Regions from separate parts of the Homo sapiens genome. Here region 1 is linked to region 2. A link is a contact called in ENCODE POLR2A ChIA-PET data. All regions are on one chromosome and are shown on one strand. The core of a region is the stretch at or near the end of the contact, and the rest is flanking DNA. Distances in the headings are between cores, read along the strand shown.

Region 1 (3,369 bases), core at 1-2,500, 2.6 Mb before region 2:
ACTTTATTTTTCTATTTTTTGGTTGACCCAGGTCATAATGCATCCATAAATATAAAAGGGAGAATGAAAGAACCAGAGAGAGCTCTCTTCAAAGCAGGCCCAAGTTGGTCTTATTTTTTTTTCACCACACATTTGTGATATCTACGGGTGCAGACAGATGGTTTCCAATGATGCTTATTTTTCTCATACTCTTCGTTTCTTCAGTATCCAGAGCAATTGATTTTAAAATTATTCTGAAGTGCATCAGGGTTCTGGGGGTGGGAAGATAACCCGGGCAGGTGACATCTTCCGATCTTTATTGAGTCATGTATTCGGGTCTTAGGCAATTACTGTTTCAAAAACGATTCCACCTTTTTTTAGAAAAAAAATAACGTTGGCTGGTCATGGTGGCTCACAGCTATAACCCCAGCACTTTGGGAAGCTGAGGCAAGAGGATCACCTGAGCCCAGGAGTTGGAGACTAGCCTGGGCAACACAGTGAGACAGCTCCACTAAAAAAAAAAAAAAAAAAAAAAAAAAAAAACGTCACATGTGGTAACGTGCACCTGTAGTCCCAGCTACTCAGGAGACTGAGGCAGGAGTATCACTTGAGACTGGGAGGTGAAGCCATGATCACACCAGTGCACTCCAGCCTGGGTGACATAGTGAGATGGAGGGAGGGAGGGAGGAAGCAAGGAAAGGAGGGAGGGAGGGAGGGAGATGGGGGAAGGGGAAAGGAAGAGAGGAAAGAAGGAAGGAGGAAAAGAAAGAAAAAGAAGAAAGAAAGAAGAAAAGAAGGAAAGAGAAAAAGAGTGTTAAAAGAAAATCATAATGTTTGAAAACCATTTTCCTAGGCAGTGGCAAGAGGGATTTATTTGTAGCTAGTTGTGTGATTGTGTTTTAGAAAAAAAAAAAAAAGATGTAGCAGAGAGCACTGGGCAGAGGAAGAGGATGACAGCCGCACTCCTAGAACAGAGCCATTTCCCAGCGCCGGGAGTGTGGGCTCACACCAGAGGGAGAAAACGGATAGGAAGCTGAGTCCACTCAGCATCTTCCGGGGTGGCAGCAAAATCCTACACTGGTTTCAAGGTAAGGCTTAGGGAGAGCGAATGTTCCTAAAACTGAGTTATTCGAGGGATTAAAAAAATTAGCAGCTGCCCTCAAAACTGTAACTCAGAGAAAAAAGAGAAACTCATGCAAAGAGAGAGGGTCACTGCTTCCAGATCTACGTCTGACGGTTTGACGTCATCACAGAAGGTGGAGCCAGAAGGCCGTCAGAGGTCACCTGGTCCAATCTCCTCCTTTGCAGATTTAATGCAAGGTTAAAACTGAGGTTGGCTTCATTGTCCACACAGAGGTGACCTACTTTGGTGATATGCAGTAGCGTCCAGCCCAGCCCAAGTGGAGCCCTTTCAAAATGGATTTTCTACTCTAAAAAAAGGATAATTTTGAGGACCTTCAGAGATAATACATCAGGAGCATGATCTAACTGGGGAATCTTTTCCCATGCTTTTTGCCCTACATATGGATTTCCTGGCGCCATCTATCCAAAGCATTCCACACCGAAGATATGTGGGGGCGTGATGGCTGAAAAATATCTATGCATAAATTACAAGTTGCTATTTTTAATCTGAATCTGCCTTAACTATTTCCCCTTCCCTTCTTTATTGGAGAACATGGGCAAATTCTGTTAAGTAATAATTTCCTGTTGAGTAAGAGTTAGGTTTAGTCCATTGTTCTCTTTTTTTTTTTTTTTTTTTTTTTTTTGAGACGGAGTCTCGCTCTGTCGCCCAGGCTGGAGTGCAGTGGCGCGATCTCGGCTCACTGCAAGCTCCACCTCCTTGGTTCATGACATTCTCCTGCCTCAGTCTCCTGAGTAGCTGGGACTATAGGTGCCTGCCACCACGCCCGGCTAATTCTTTTGTATTTTTTAGTAGAGACGGGCTTTCACCGTGTTAGCCAGGATGGTCTCAATCTCCTGACCTCGTGATCCGCCTGCCTCGGCCTCCCAAAGTGCTGGGATTACAGGCGTGAGCCACTGCGCCCGGCCGTCCACTGTTCTCTTGCCGGTGTTTCCATTGACTCCCGTTGCTCATATCCAGGTCTTTAAAGGCTGATGTCAGAGAGGATCAAGTCTCTAATGATAGTGCGTGCTGTTTTAGTTTATTCAGTGTCATGCCCTATTTAGCAGTTATGTCTCAAGTACTATGCAATAAGCACTGATATAGTCCGGATATTTGTCCCACTCAGTTCTCGTTGCAATGTAATCCCAATGTTAGAGATGAGGCCTGGTGGGAGGTGTTTGGGTCATGGGGACAGATCCCTTGTGGCTTGGTGCCATCCTTGCAATAGTGAGTTCTTTCATGTGAAATCTGGTTGTTTGAAGGTGCATGGACCAGGCACAGCGGCTCGCGCCTATAATCCCAACACTTTGAGAGGCCAAGGCAGGTGGATCACTTGAGCTCAGGAGTTTGAGACCAGCCTGGGCAACATAGCAAGACCTCATCTCTACTAAAAATTTGAAAAAATCAGCCAGGCGCAGTGGCTCACGCTTGTAATCCCAGCATTTTGGGAGGCCAAGGTGGATCACGAGGTCAGGAGTTTGAGACCAGCATGGCCATCACAGTGAAATCCCATCTGCACTAAAAATACAAAAATTAGCTGGGCGCGGAGGCGGGCGCCTGTAATCCCAGCTACTTGGGAGGCTGAGGCAGGAGAATTGCTTGAACCTGGGAGGCAGAGGTTGCACTGAGTTGAGTTTGCGCCACTGCACTCCAGCCTGGGCGACAGAGCTAGACTCCGTCTCAAAAATAAATAAATAAATAAATAAATAAATAAATAAATAAAAATTAGCTGGGCATGGTGACATGTGCCCATAGTCCCAGTTACTCAGGAGGCTGAGGCAAGAGGATTGCTTCAGCCTGGAAGATCAAGACTGCAATGAGCCATGATTGCACCACTGCACTCCAGCCCAGGTGACAGAGCCAGACTCTGTCTCAATCAATCAATAAGTGTGGCACATGCCCGTCCTGTCTCTCTTGCTTCCACTCTCGCTATGTGATGTGACTGCTACCACGTCACCTTCCACTGAGAAATAAAAGCTCCCTGAGGCCTCCCCAGAAGCCAAGCAGATGCCAGTGCCATGCCTATACAGCCTGCAGAACCGTGAGCCAATTAAGCCTCTTTTCTGTATAAATCACCCAGTCTTAGGTATGTCCTTATAGCAACACAAGAACAGCCTAACACAAGCACAAAACAAAGTCCTGGAGATGCAGAGATAAGTACAACAGGGTTCTGTCCTCACAGCTCACTCGTGCAAGGAGTCCTAGCAATAAGTGTGGTGGATAATTTTCAAGTTTGGTTTGGGATTATCTCACGTTGTTCGAACCAA
Region 2 (3,319 bases), core at 585-3,084:
TGCACCAGGTGCCCTATTAGTTCTAAAATCAAAAGCATCTTCGCATCTGGGTAGGAAAGTTCCAGGATACATTTGAACCATCTTCAAAGTTGTTACTTGTTTTAGATCCTCAGGGCAATTAAAGGGTGCAGGAACTCCTGGAAGGTTTATGCTTCTGCCTCTTCAGCAGACAGACACGGGACCCGCTCAGGGATGCGAACAGTGCAGGAAGATGTTATTGGAAAATGAACACCTCACTAAACGGCCTAGGTGGTTTTCTGAATGTCTCTCCCTAGAACCCACAACACCTCTCATGACAAATTTATCCTTTACAGCGATGCTTTCAGATACTTTACTAGGAGGTTCTCATACAGCAAACCCTGGATTAGCCTCACTAATGCACAGAATGAGACATGCAGATGATAAATTTCTACTTGGCTTTAAAGCCCAGTTGGAAAGGCAGGAAAGAAGAAAGGGAGGGAGGCCGGAAGGGAAAGAAGCATAAATGGGCATTCACTCCACTGGCAGGTGGCTGCACGTATGGACGAGAGAGATGGAACTGGGCTTAAATTATCTGTTACTTCTGGGCCAGGCGCGGTGGCTCATGCTATAATCCCAGCACTTTGGGAGGCCGAGGTGGGTGGATCACGAGGTCAAGAGATTGAGACCATCCTGGCCAACATGGTGAAACCCCGTCTCTACTAAAAATACAAAAATTAGCGGGGTATGGTGGTGGACGCCTGTATTCCCAGCTACTAGGGAGGCTGAGGCAGGAGAATCACTTGAACCCAGGAGGCGGAGGTTGCAGTGAGCTGAGACTGCGCCACGGCACTCCAGCCCGGTGACAGAGCGAGACTCCATCTCCAAAAAAAAGAAAAAAAAAATTATCTGTCACTTCCTTGCTGGAGAACACAGGCAAGACAAGCCTCAGGTTTCTCATCTACACTTTGCGAATGATAATATCCAATCCCCAGCAATCTCCGAGTGATTAAAGGGCACATACAGACTTCAGAGTTGGGCGTGGTGCCCGAGACGCCACAGGGATCAACGCATGAGAGCCCTGATTATACATACGGCAGGAGAGAAATGAGCACGTGCAACCCCTGGTTCTAGGCATGGGGCAAAGGGAGACTCCACAGAGGAGGATGTTTCAAATGTCCTTCCCAAACCATCAGGAAACCACGAGTTAAAATCCAGCCATCCATTCTGAGCCCTGCCCAGGGAGGGCCGTCCGTGGTTCCTACAACTATCAGGCAGATCTCAGAGCCCAAGCCCCATCGACTGATTTTTGCCATCTTAAGAACATCAGTACCAGCTCAGCCAAATGGGTTAGGCGGAAGTAGGCAGGTCAGGACAGTGGAGGAAACGTGCGTGACCGACTCTGTGCCGGGGTCGCCTGGCATCCCTGTCTCTGACTCCTGAACTGTCTGTCCCTAGTAGGTGCTGTGTGTGAGGGGCCCATGGGGCAGAGCAGAAAGTGATGCCCGATTCAGAGGCCCCGCGCTCCCTCCCCTGTGGTCCCTGAGCAGCCGCGGCTCACAGGAGGATGACGGCACCTGCGTTGTTAACTCAAAGGAAACGGTTATTCTGGCTGCTTTCAACTCCAAGCGGCGTGGCTGTGAAGCAAGCATGAGGAAGGGGCTTGCAGTTTTGCCTTTTCTCCGACCTCGATCTGACGATGTGCCCTAGAAGTCAGGCCTACGATGACCTTTGCAATGCTTCTCTCACGGCCAAATTCTGCCCCGTGGCTCCCAGCCCCCTCCACCCCAGAACATGCCCCACAGATCATCTGAGCAGCTGCTGGCACTAACCCCATCCATCCGGGGCAACAGGCTCCACAGGCCCCGGGGAGAGGCTGAGCTGTTTACTTTTGGTTTCTCAATAACTCCTGTTTCCGAGGGCTCTCTGCCAAAGGGAGAGAGAGGGAAGTGGCATCCCATGGCCCTGTCCAAGGACAGCCCAGGGCTGAGGCAGAGCTGGGCAATGCGGCAGTGTTTTCTGGGGCTGCCAGTGGCACCGCAGCCCCCAGGGCTCCCCTCCTTCCTCCCCAACTGTCACCTGCTCACTCCTGAGAAGTGTTTTGTATCATCTCTCTGAAGTGAGTGGGCACAAACTGTACTGCAGAAGTTCTGCTTGGATCACAGAGAAGAGGGTGGCGAAGAGCCACCGAGGGTCAGAGTGGGCCCCTGAGTGGCCTGGAATCACCAGGTGCTGGGCAGGGGTGGGCAGCCAGGGCTAAATGCTTTTGGAAGATGGCACGGATGCAAATACTATCTGCCACAGTAGTGAAGTTCTGGCCAAGGGGTGTATATATGTGTGTCTGTCTCTCTCTTTGACACACATACACACACACACACACACACACACACACACTTGAATGGTTTCTATCCACCATCACACTATATATTAGAAGCCATATGGTTCACAGGGAGGTGCCCTGACCTAGGAGCCAGACCTTCCTAGCCTCATGGCCTTCATGGAGCCAGGCCTGTTATTTTCTCTGTAAAATAAAAGTACTGCACTGGTACCCGGCACGGTGGCTCATGCCTCTAATCCCAGCACTTTGGGAGGCCGAGGCAGGCAGATACAAGGTCAGGAGATCGAGACCATCCTGTATAACATGGTGAAACCCCGTCTCTACTAAAGATACAAAAAATTAACCAGGAGTGGTGGCAGGTGCCTGTAGTCCCAGCTACTCAGGAGGCTGATGCAGGAGAATCACTTGAACCCAGGAGGCAGAGGTTGCAGTGAGTTGAGATTGCGCCATTGCACTCCAGCCTGGGCGACAGAGTGAGACTCCATCTCAAAAAAAAAAAAGAAAAAAAAGGATTGCATTGGATCTGCATTTCCCAAAGTGAGGTTCCATGGCACACTAGTCTCCAGGAAAAGGGTGCTTTGGTCAACTAAGTTTAAAGATGCTTCATACTACCCAAGTAGTCACTCCTTCCTTCTATTTTGGGAGCTCCTGGCACCTACAGGGAATCATATACCTTAGACACATGACAGATGATGGATATACATTCCAAAGTCAACTGGAACCTGAAACATTTGAAGCAACTCCCTAGAAATGCTCAAAATATCACTTGCAGGTGGTAAATTAATACTATTCTTGGGAATGAGTCCATTGGAGATAATTAAAAGTGGCCCTCAAGTTTCTGAGACTCTGAATAGCATCAAGTAAGTACTTCTGGAAAGTTCTCCAGAGAAGCCAAGCACCCTGATGGCGTCTCGGGTGAGGCAAAAGTTCAGCTTCCCAAGGGCCAACACGGCCAAACACTTCTGCTAAGAAGTCAGATTCACTGTATTTTTTCCCTGTTTATCTGATTCCTTATTAACGCCT

Evidence for each region. ChIA-PET counts read pairs that join two places held with the same protein, here RNA polymerase II (POLR2A).
Region 1: POLR2A ChIA-PET joins it to region 2 with 12 read pairs in activated naive CD4-positive, alpha-beta T cell. The contact joins two enhancer-like sites. POLR2A ChIA-PET finds 5 or more read pairs at or near these places in 2 of 52 experiments (activated T-cell and activated naive CD4-positive, alpha-beta T cell).

The regions. Positions count from the first base shown.
Region 1 is chr10:15,194,057-15,197,425 of GRCh38, reverse strand. The region is part of intron 1 of LOC105376434 (a long non-coding RNA gene); the gene reads left to right. Among named protein-coding and RNA genes, the nearest start is that of FAM171A1-AS1, 13 kb to the left of the region's middle. Within about 2 kb of position 1,250, at least 4 of the 41 ENCODE cell types and tissues checked have a DNase peak (open chromatin) inside an H3K27ac peak, as active enhancers do.
Region 2 is chr10:12,604,371-12,607,689 of GRCh38, reverse strand. All of the region lies in intron 2 of CAMK1D (calcium/calmodulin dependent protein kinase ID), which reads right to left. Among named protein-coding and RNA genes, the nearest start is that of MIR4480, 27 kb to the right of the region's middle. RefSeq lists an enhancer at 1,888-1,937. Within about 2 kb of position 1,834, at least 28 of the 41 ENCODE cell types and tissues checked have a DNase peak (open chromatin) inside an H3K27ac peak, as active enhancers do.